2 separate regions of the Homo sapiens genome follow, and region 2 is linked to region 1. Evidence: chromatin contacts called from ENCODE Hi-C or POLR2A ChIA-PET data. All regions are on one chromosome and are shown on one strand. The core of a region is the stretch at or near the end of the contact, and the rest is flanking DNA. Distances in the headings are between cores, read along the strand shown. Region 1 has its middle 120 kb from the start of DIRC3-AS1. Region 2 overlaps DIRC3 (disrupted in renal carcinoma 3).

Evidence for each region. Hi-C counts contacts between places; a loop is a spot of excess contacts on that map. ChIA-PET counts read pairs that join two places held with the same protein, here RNA polymerase II (POLR2A). Pooled maps may share reads with other maps.
Region 2: a map of dorsolateral prefrontal cortex shows a loop between it and region 1 (2.1-fold over the local background). The contact joins two enhancer-like sites. A Hi-C loop is called at or near these places in 2 of 168 maps with a recorded cell type or tissue (PC-3 and dorsolateral prefrontal cortex), 2 of 37 single-sample maps with no recorded cell type and 3 of 50 pooled maps. POLR2A ChIA-PET finds 5 or more read pairs at or near these places in 2 of 52 experiments (MCF 10A and PC-9).

The regions. Positions count from the first base shown.
Region 1 is chr2:217,160,918-217,166,116 of GRCh38, forward strand. No RefSeq gene overlaps it. Among named protein-coding and RNA genes, the nearest start is that of DIRC3-AS1, 120 kb to the right of the region's middle. RefSeq lists an enhancer at 529-823. Within about 2 kb of position 1,799, at least 4 of the 41 ENCODE cell types and tissues checked have a DNase peak (open chromatin) inside an H3K27ac peak, as active enhancers do.
Region 2 is chr2:217,430,956-217,436,191 of GRCh38, forward strand. DIRC3 (disrupted in renal carcinoma 3) reads right to left here. Exons shown (of 13, transcript NR_186301.1): 4 at 2,993-3,161; 5 at 1,968-2,066. Among named protein-coding and RNA genes, the nearest start is that of DIRC3-AS1, 150 kb to the left of the region's middle. Within about 2 kb of position 3,301, at least 14 of the 41 ENCODE cell types and tissues checked have a DNase peak (open chromatin) inside an H3K27ac peak, as active enhancers do.

The DNA.
Region 1 (5,199 bases), core at 549-3,048:
AATACAAAAAATTAGTCAGGTGTGGTGGTACACGCCTGTAGTCTCAGCTACTCCTGAGGCTGAGGCAGGAGAATCTCTTGAACCCGGGAGGCAGAGGTCGCAGTGAGCCAAGATCATGCCACTGCACTTCAGCCTGGGCAACAGAGAGAGTCTTTGTCTCAAAAAAAAAAAAAAAAAAAAAAGAAGGAGGAAAAAAAAGAAAGTTGCTAATAGCTCAGTGCCTCTCCACTGGGAGGATATTTGAAGGCTGCTATCTTGATCTGATGCATACTGCAACTGTCTGTCATGCCTTTCCAAACTGGAATTGCATTTGCTTCCCCCTTTGTTGCAGGGAGGCGAATGGCAAAACCCAAAATAAGGAATCATGACAAACAGTATGTACACTTGCCTCTCAGTTTTTTTGGATAGACTTCTTATGCTTCATTTATTCTGGAGAAAAATATTATTAGTACAAGAGCTGGGAAGCGGAACTGGGTTGAGGAAGCTATAATAAAGGTCAATTGGAAGAGAAAATAAGGAAGTGGGGGTAAGGAAGCCATCAAAGTGCATCAGTCGCTAATAGATGATTCCGTACTTCCTTTCTTAGGAAAGATTGGGGCATGTGGAAAACTGCTTGTCCATTTGTGCACTGCAGAAAGGGAGGGGGAGGAGACCCAGACTCCCTAAAAGGGGAAAAAACATCAGGGGAGAAGTGAAGCAGGTGTTTCCTGCTGCCTGTGCCTCAGAGGAAAGCTTGAAGTCCTGGGAGGGGGTTTTCCACAGCGGCACAAATCAGGGGAAGCCATATTTTTCCAGCAGCCTAATTCAGAGGTCAGACACGTCAGCCATCACCTCTCATGTTCATCTCTCTTTCTCTTGCTCTCTCTCTCTCTCTCTCTCTCTCTCTCTTTCTCTCTGTCTCTTTTCTCTCTCTTTCTCTCTCTCCCCTCCTAGGCTCAAAGATCTGAAAAACTAGTAAAAAGTTTATACAGAGGTAGCGTATAGACAATTTCTTTCAGTTTCTCTCTACCCTCCTTTTTCAGGTTATCTGCTTTTTTTGTTTACTTGTCCATGTCAATCAATCTTTATTTTATTTTTCTCTTTGTACTTAATGGGAGTGTTCATATTAATGCCTAGCATGTGCCTTTCTTCATTTAAAATAAAAAGGAAAACAAAAGATAAAGTGAAATATCCAGCAGTATATTATCTTGAACTTGCACAATGTGACACTAAAAGGTACTGGGCCATTTAGCTCTGCTCCTCTACAGAATTAGTTATAAAACCAAGACATTTATGGAAAGCAATTTTTAATGATACATTGATATGTTAGCTATGTCTTTTAAAATTACTCTCTCTCTGTCACCCCTTCTCCTTTTTCTCTCCCTCTAACAGTAAAGTATCTAGGAAAATAACAGTAAAATTGGTGTGTGTATGTGTGTGCTCACATGCACATCATGTGAAAACATTTGAAAACAACTCAATGATTTAAAAATATATACTTGTCTATTTTAGATTAAGTCAGAGTAAAAAGAGAAAAAAGGGAAGCAGGAGGATGAAGGGAATGAGGAAAAGAGAAAACGAGAGGTAGAAAAGAGAGAGGAGAAAGGAAGGAGATGAGTTGGGGCACTCAAATACAAAGAGAAATCGCCATATATCATCCAGATGTTTTGTCTACAGCAGACCAAACATCAGGCTTTCGGGAAACATTTGGAAGACACAATGCTCCTTTCACTACACAGACAACTGTTGACAGTCCTATCGCCTCCTTCCCTGCGTGTATGTGTCTATCCCTTTCAAGCCTTTTTGTGGTCAAATTATAAAGGCCTGTTTAGTGGGTGGGGTGACGTCACACTGACCACAAAAGCTTATATTTCCTGCTACTAAATACACAGCCCCTGCTGACGAAGTGATCATTACAGAGAGAGCTTGTTCTGCCGAGGTCACCCCAAAGTGGGGATGAAGGCACTGGGGCGGGGGCTCGGTTGAGAGAGCAGAGCCATTATTCCCAAGTGTGTCTGCCTGCCTGCTGATCCTCATCTTGCTAGAACCAAAAGATGAAAATAGAAGTCTCTTTGTGCTTCCTCCAGGCCTTTGTCTCTAAGGATGCTGGGGCACACTGGGACACAACATGGTGGGAAAAAGGAAAAGACAAAAATTCAGGTCTTTGATTCCAGTTTCCTCATTTATAAGCTCAGTGATTTTACCTCTCCGGGTTGAATCCTGAAAATCTCCGTTTTACTAAAGAGAAAAGAACCTCATCCAGGGATCACACGGGAGCATGTATTTTAAAGTGACTGGTTTTAGTTTTGAGGGCAGCTGCTATCTTATAGTGATTTCTTTAGTGTTCCCACTTTCCTTGTGCTGATTACAAACGGTGGTTCTCTCTTCTGAGAGGAGAGAGTAAAGGGTAGGTTTTGTTTTTACGCATTTCTTTCTATTTTATTTATTTATTTTTGCAGAGGTCATGGGTGAACAATTTTTTTAATGAAGGAAAATAAATGAATTAACGTGGTGACTTGTCCAGTTAAGCCAAAGAAGCCACACCAAGTGTTAGAGGACCACAGAGGAACCAGAGAGGATCTGGGTAAGATCTCACAGGAAGAGTAGCATCTGGGTTGGGTGTAGTGCATAGGAGTTTGGCAGGCAGAGGGTTATGATCATAATTACCATCCCCAGGAACCCCTAAGTATCCCCTGGCATTAAACCAGAGTGGTCTGAGGCCTTATGTTGTAAGTCCTTGGCACTCCAAACCTCAGATGAAACAAAAATTGATGGATGTGCTTTTTGAATAGTTCACTCAATCAGGTTAATTTTGACGTTTAAAGAAGCAGAAAACCACTGCTCAGCCAAGATCCTGCAGAACTTTCCTATTCTCCATCCTAAGCCCTTGGTGAAGTAGAACTCAAATTCCCTACATTTTTCTTTCTTTTATTTTTCCCCCCTCTTGTGAGGGATGATTACAAGTAAGGCCTCAAACCCAAAAAGGACTTGGAAACAAGTCCACGTGGTATTCAGTGAAGGAAATCTTTTGCTTTTATCCATGTAATTTAGGTGGTCTGGACAGCCAGTCTGGATACTCTAACTGCTGGCAAGATTCTGAAGGCCAAGGTTGTGTAGGTTGGTTCTCTATATAAACCGAAGAATTGAAAAACTGCCCCGTTCCTTTGGGCCATGTGTGTCCACCAGGCACTTATTGTGTGTGCACTTTCTGCCAGGCCACTGGCTAACTTTAAGGGCCTCCAGTGGGCCTAACGCCATGTGCAGTTCACCTGATCTGAGGCTGTGGCGGGCTGGTGTGGCTCAGTTATTCCCCACAAGCTGCCATCCCCTGGCTTAGACATAAAGCCTTAGCTCCATTAATCATCCTTTTCCTGGAGCATACTAGATGAGCTCCTGGCTGGGAGTAGAACTATCATGTTCATTTCCTAATTTTAAAAAGTGTGTGTTTGCTAACAGCTGGAAGGCAGGCTAGAAAGGCAGCTTCAAAGTCCCACTGTGGGGAAAATAATGCTAAGAAGATCCTGGGGCACTTTCTCTTGAACTCACCTCCCCTGTAGCACTGGGGACTGTCCTAGAAGATGAAGTCTGTGCTGGGGGTAGTGAGGGAGGGCCCAAGGCTTGCAAAGAGGATGGACACTGTCAATTTGGGCTGGGCTTAGCCATTAAAAGTAGATCTCTGAAAACAGAACTGGGGGAGTGAAGATGGAAGTTATGCTGTTAAGCTAATGAAAGAGTCAAGAAATAGAGAATATGGAGAAATCAGTGGCCAGAGCCCAGAAAAATAACAATTATGTGAAAAAAAAATGTCATTTAAAAGGTAGAAGCCAAGGAACTTGATGAAAACCAAGTCAAATAGCCAAGATATCTTTAACAGACTCAACATAGCTGACACTGAGAAGAACCTAAAAACTGAGGCAATGTTATAAATAGATCAATTCCAGAAAAAGCAAGACTCCTGGGGAGAAGGGTTGGGATGGAATCAGAACCAAAAGGTGAGAGCTCTCATTGTTCCACGAGGGAAGGACAGAGTCTCAGAGCAATGGCTGGGTCAAACGTGACAAGGATAATGGAAGTAAAATGATCAAAGTTAGAAAGGTTCTGACATAGTACAATAACAGAGGCCATGCAATGTAAACATATATCAAAACATCACATTTCAAGCTGGGTGCAGTGGTGCACTCCTGTATTCCCAATTACTCAGGAGGCTGAAGCAGGAGGATTGCTTGAGCCCAGAAATGAAAGTTCAGCCTGGGCAACATAGTGAGATCCCATCGAGAGAGAGAGAGAGAATCACTTTATACCTCATGAATATATAATATATATTTTATTTTTAAAAAGAAAATTTAAAAACAAATGCAGGTCATGGATCCAGAACTCAGAATGTAGGTAAATTAATAAGAAACTAGAAAGAAAAGACCATCTTTCTTAATGATTTCAACTGGCTCTGTAGGAAACCACCCAGGTGTTCATTGTCTCCAAAGAGCTAAACCTTGCCTCAGAAAAATGACCTTCTCCTATCTTTCCTGCTGCAGCAAGAACCTCTGGTTTAACCAATTAGGTAAGTCATTTATATGACACTCAATCTGAATTATTCTGTCTGTCTGTCTGTCTATCAATTTCTCTATCTGTCTATCATCTTTAGGGAAAAAGTATATCCCATGCACAGTTATGATAACAAAGGAGTCATCTTCTATACAATATTAAACATAACTATTGAAAAGTTAAAAACTCAAGCCTTCAGTTTAGGGTTTGATTTTCATGATCCAAAGCAGCATTCTTGACTGATTGTTTTTCCTTGTGTTGATTCATATTTGTCTGAGTGAATTTGATTGGCTGTTTTGGAATTGCGTAAGATACTTCTTCATTGACCCAAATAATCTGTTTGTTGATTTTATTCAGACTAACATATAACTTAATTGACTAAATTTTTGCCTTTCTCAAATGGTGTGGTGATTACATAGACTCAATCTGTATTTTTGAGAAGTTTTTAAGTATGCTTTCATTAGCCTGAGACTAGTGTTCCTGAAACCTTGTAAAGTACGGAGCACTTCAGGAGCAGAGAGAATGAATACCTTGGGTGATGCCCAGTGTAAATCTCATGGTCTGGAGGGAATCTTGTGGCCAATATGAGCCTCGTCAGATGTCAGGCTTTCCAAAAGTAGAAGTGGAAGGCTCCTGTTTTTCTAACTCCTGCTGTTCCCCTGACTATCACTATGTTGT
Region 2 (5,236 bases), core at 2,051-4,550, 270 kb after region 1:
GTACTAGGCCTATGTGGCTGCTGTACGTTGTATTTATGTCTCATTGTGTAACACAGAGCAAGTCACTGCTCTCTGGAATTTTTCATCTGTAAAATTATATTACAGCTAAGAACTGACCTACCAGAGGGCAAGAGAGTTCCAGCCCTTTAACACCCTGGTATTGCATTAGGGTTGCTCAACCCAAGGGTCATGATGCATAACTCTCTGGCCATGGAGAATCGTTTGTGTGGCTAGAATTTCCTGCTGTGCCCCCAGCCCAATGCCAGGAAATCTCTCCTCTGTTTTTTTTAATTGATCTTTTGTTCGTATGTGTTGTTTCTTCTTTTCTTTGTAGGCTATGAGAAATTGAAGTAAAAGAGGAGGGCTAGTGATCTAGTAGGAACTGGATTTCAATTTTGAATCTGAGTACTTGGTGACATGAGATAGGGTGTTGATAGGTTCACCCATCACCTAACAGCAGAGCAAGGAGAAGATAAGATGGGATGCCAAGCACAAGAATAGATTTCTGAAGGGTCCCAGGGCCCATGAAGAGGGGCCAGACCCACACAGATCCCTACAGTAACTTAGGAGCTGGCACAAGGCAGTGAATTTAAGGGCAGTTGGTCCTTCACTCTAGGTATGTCCCTTTATGGTTTGGCAGCCAGGTATATGCCAGCTTTTCAGGGGCAGGCATTGAAAGCTGCTGTGGGAAGCACAGCTGGCAGACCCTCCAGATTCTCGAAATTTCACCACTGTCCCTGGTATGTTGGCTAGGCCTGCCTCAGTCCTTTCCCTCTTACTGACTCTCAAGAAAGGGATGCCAACCCGTCTGCTTTGTCTGGGAGACTTCCGCTGTTTCTGAGAAATACTGGCTATTGAGAATACCTTCCGGTCTCTGGTCCTCCCCAGTTCAATCAGCCACAGACAGGGCACTTGTTTCCTCCTTGCACCTTAAGGGACAATCCACCCACCTGCCTCCTCACTCCTCGCTCGCAATGCTTACTCAGCCTAGGCTGGAGCCCACCTGAAATGGGGAGGGCCAGGACAACTCTCTTCAGAAGTAAGGGGTGTGGGCGACTTTGTAATGTCTGAGGCTTTGGGTTTCTGAAAATGTCACTGTGTTTTTGCTGAGTCATGGCCAGTTTTCCTGATCTCCATTTTTCCTCTTACTGCTTTTGCCCCTTTTGTCTGGTCCTCATTCCTTAGAACTCAGATATCACAAAATGTCTCCTGGGAATAGATGTACTGAGGCACTGCTACCCTCTTTCTCTCTCTCTCCCTATCTCTCTCTCTCTCACACACCCCCACAGATACACACACACACACACAGAGGAAACCTCATGAAATCTACAGGAAAAAGTATTAGTTTGGTGCAAAAGTAATTTGCGATTTTTGCCATTCCTTTCAATGGCAAAAAACACCATTACTTTTGCACCAACCTAATATTTGGCATTCAATTACTTCTCAAGCAACTGATTGCCTAATCTCTTTTCCTTTAAAAAAATTTATGTTCTACCTGTATAAAACAATATATAGTTTTGTTTTTTAAATTATTCAAGCTGGAAAGTACAAAAAAGTTTAAAAAATCACTCCAGTATTCCATCATTAAGACCACTCTTGTTACTTTTACGTAAGAATTGTTCCTGTGATCTCTCAATGTATACTGATAGGCATAACTTTCTAAAAATGAGATCTTACTGCTGTTTACTTTTTAAAATCAAAAGTATTAAGTTTGCCTGAATTTAGACTAAGAAAAAGATTATTAGGAACCTTTAAAAAATCCTAATATAAAAAATGTCACTTTAACACATGAAATATTCATTCCTAAAAGGATTCTTTTTGTTTGGGGTAGGGGGAGGAGTTGCAAAACTTTAAGATATGGGAACCACGACATTTTTTAACTCATTAGACCCTGGCTTTTAGGGCCATGGCTTGTATTTTACACTTGTTTAGAAGCTATGTTCTTCAAAAATAAAATTAGAACTCACCAGGTGTTTTAATTATTCTTTACACTCCTGCTTCAACACTTTTGCATCGTGCTTCCTATCTACGTAACACGAAGAATCCCCCTCCACTGGGACAACCATCTAGAAAGGGGGAAGAGAAGGAGAGGTTAAGGAAGAGACTGAGAGGATCAGATATCTAGAGAAAATCCATTTGAAGCAAGGTAGACTGGCTTTCTGCCTAATTCCCCCTTTCTCTTAGCAATAACAGTTTCATAATTAGCTTTAGCCAGATTTCTAGATAATTAATCCTCCCACCACAACCTGCCCTACACCATTGTGACTTGGAAAAAAAATTAACCCCATTTTAATGGTACTGATCTACTTACATATGTTCTTATAAAACTGCTTTAAAAATGCAGTATAAGTAAGTGTAATGCTTAGAAAGCTGTGGGGCATGTCTCAGTATCAAAGCATTACTGAATTCAAAACAGCATGGGTATACCGGTATTCCAACCTGTACTCACATCTCTTCTAACATTTTAGGATGTGCCATAGCATATGTCAAGGTTGCTTATTAAACTTTCAATCTTCTCCTGTTCTTTGGCATCCCAAACTCCCTGACCCCTCATACTTCCTACCCCAGGAGAACTTGCCCTTCCATCCACAGCATTTTATCCCGCCATCTTGGTCCCTCAATCTTCCCCCCTCCTTTTCTCCCCTTCCAGTGTGCTCCTCAGTAGTCATGAGCCTGGGCGCTTGCAGCTCCCGCTCAGGAATGCGCTTGCCTTGCTTTCGTCCTTTCTCTTATCAGAGAGGAGTGGGGAAGAGAGAAGATGAGCAAATATGCCATAAGAGGGGAAAGGCAGGGTCTGTCACCTCCACTTTGCTGATGATTGATGTCATGTTGCACTGGCTTTGTGGCTGGGCCCTTGTGAAAGGTGTGAATAGTGGTGGGGTGGGGGACAGATTGTTTGAAACCATCTCTCTCCGGTTGGTTTTGTTGGTTTCTCTACTCCTAGAAGCAGAGGAAAAAGAGGGGGAAGTTAAATATGTGGTGATGGTACTACCTTTTAATCAGTGTCTCCAAATATCCTTCAGAGCAGATTTTCTCAGCATCGGCCAGCATGAAACGAGGGTCTTTTTAAAGATCATTTTCTTTCTTGGATCAAAGTTTCTTTGTTTGTGATTCTGAGTTCCGTTCCTGTGTGTCTCTGTGGTAGGGCCTTGAATAGAGGACTAGAAGGAGAAGAATAAGAAGAAAAGTGTATATCAGGTGCTTTTAAAAAAATCAATTCAAACGAAAATTGCAGAAGGGTGCCTGGACAGCTAGGCTGACAGTGACCAGAGCTGGAGAGAGAGGCTCTGCCTGGTAACAGAGCTCTGATTGGCCAGACCTGTGCAAGGACTAGGCCTATAGGGACGGCTCTGAGCTGTGCTTCTGCAGGCAGCTGAACTTGGCAGGCACAAGCAAGCCCTGCAAAGACACGCTCAAAACAATCCAGAGTACAGACAGCTGCTGGCGTGAAGAAGCTGTGAGTACTGACAGCACTTGGGGTTGTGAGCCTGCCACTTAACTCTACAGCCTACTGCCTCTGCCTCTTGTGGTTAGATTTCTGTCTTCCAGATGATTAACTCTTTGAGACATGGTCTTACCAACAGTGGTAACACAGGCAGGGAGTGTCTTTGAAAAACAACTGGCCAGGGAGTCAGGGGTCTAGGTCTATACCAGGCATTAAATACTGTATGTATTAGCATGAACAGGGGTGTCTGCTTGACACTGTGGTACAAGCTCCACACCACCAATCCCTCATACAGCCCAAGAAGATAGAAACAGTTACGATCCCATTTTCCAGAGAAGAGAACAGAATCAGGCCCTGCACACACAGTCTGCAACTATTTGGGGGCACATGTGGACTCTCAACCATCTTCCGGTCGACAGCAGTTCAGTGTCAACTGGAAGACAGGCTGCTCTAAGGCAACGATGTCTTCTGGCCAATTTTGGGCTGAAATTGAAGTATTAGGTAGAGCCAATTGTTCCTATTATTAAAAATAAAACCCTGGGAGAAAAGATTGAAAAACGAATATTTTTTAGTGAGGAATTAATAGATATTTGTATTCACAAACTGAGTACTTAAATGCAGTTTAAAATGAAGGGACTGGCCAGTTGTGGTGGCTCATACCTGTAATCCCGGCACTCTGGGACACCAAGGCGGGAGGATCACCTGAGGCCAGAAGTTCAAGACCAGCCTGGCCAACATGGTGAAACCCCGTCTCTACTAAAAATACAAAAATTAGCCTGGCATGGTGACGTGTGCCTGTAGTCCCAGCAACTCAGGAGGTTGAGGCAGGAGAATTGCTTGAACCTGGGAGGCAGATGTTGCAGTGAGCTGAGATCATGCCACTGCACTCCAGCCTGGGCGACAGAGCGAGGCTCCATCTCAGGAAAAAAAAAAAAAAAAAAAAGGAAGGGATTGTATCTATATGCAAGAAAATATACAGTTCAAAAACATATTGTTTACTGGAAACAAATTGCAAAACAATTCATGCAGTGTATTATTCAGCCAAAATTTTACAACTACAAAGCAATACCATCTATTATCTGATATATAAAATCTGTAATGAGCTAATAAAAACATGGACCGGAATAGTATATATCAAATTACTGACAGTGGTCATCGCTGGAGAGAAAGAAGCAAGACTAGGATGGAGAGGAGGAACAAAATGGTTTTCAATTTTAACTGTGAGATATACTATCTGAAGCCTAAGTGACAAAAAGTGAACATTTTAAATATGAGCAGGGGATATGTGTATCATATTATTCTTCTGCTTTTTCTGAATTAGAAAAAAATAGGAGGGTCTTTCCCGGGGGCATCTTCATTGTGCCATCCTGCTCATGTGATGGGAAGAAATTCATCCCTGGCGTTATTGCTCCTAGGAACATCCTGTGGGAGATGAAAGTATGTGTGCTGTTTTGAAATTAAAAGCAAAGCAGGAAAAGTCAAGAGTCCTCTTTTTCAGAGAGAAAAACTTGCAGAACCTGTGGAGTTGTTACCCCCATACTGTTGACAATCCTCACTCTTCCCTTCCCTTCTCAGCCAGAAAGCAGCCTTTATTATTTATTATTTTTATTTTTTGTACAGGGCTCCCAGCCAGCCTCAAGGGTCTATGTATGCTAGTGTGATTGCTGTGTTTTTCTAACCACTTCAAAGGTCATGTTCACTTATCTGTGAAAACAAGTTCTCATTCCTTGCACCCTATTTGCCTTCATGTCTCAGGAAATAGGGACGGGCAAATCACTTGCCAGGTGGGAA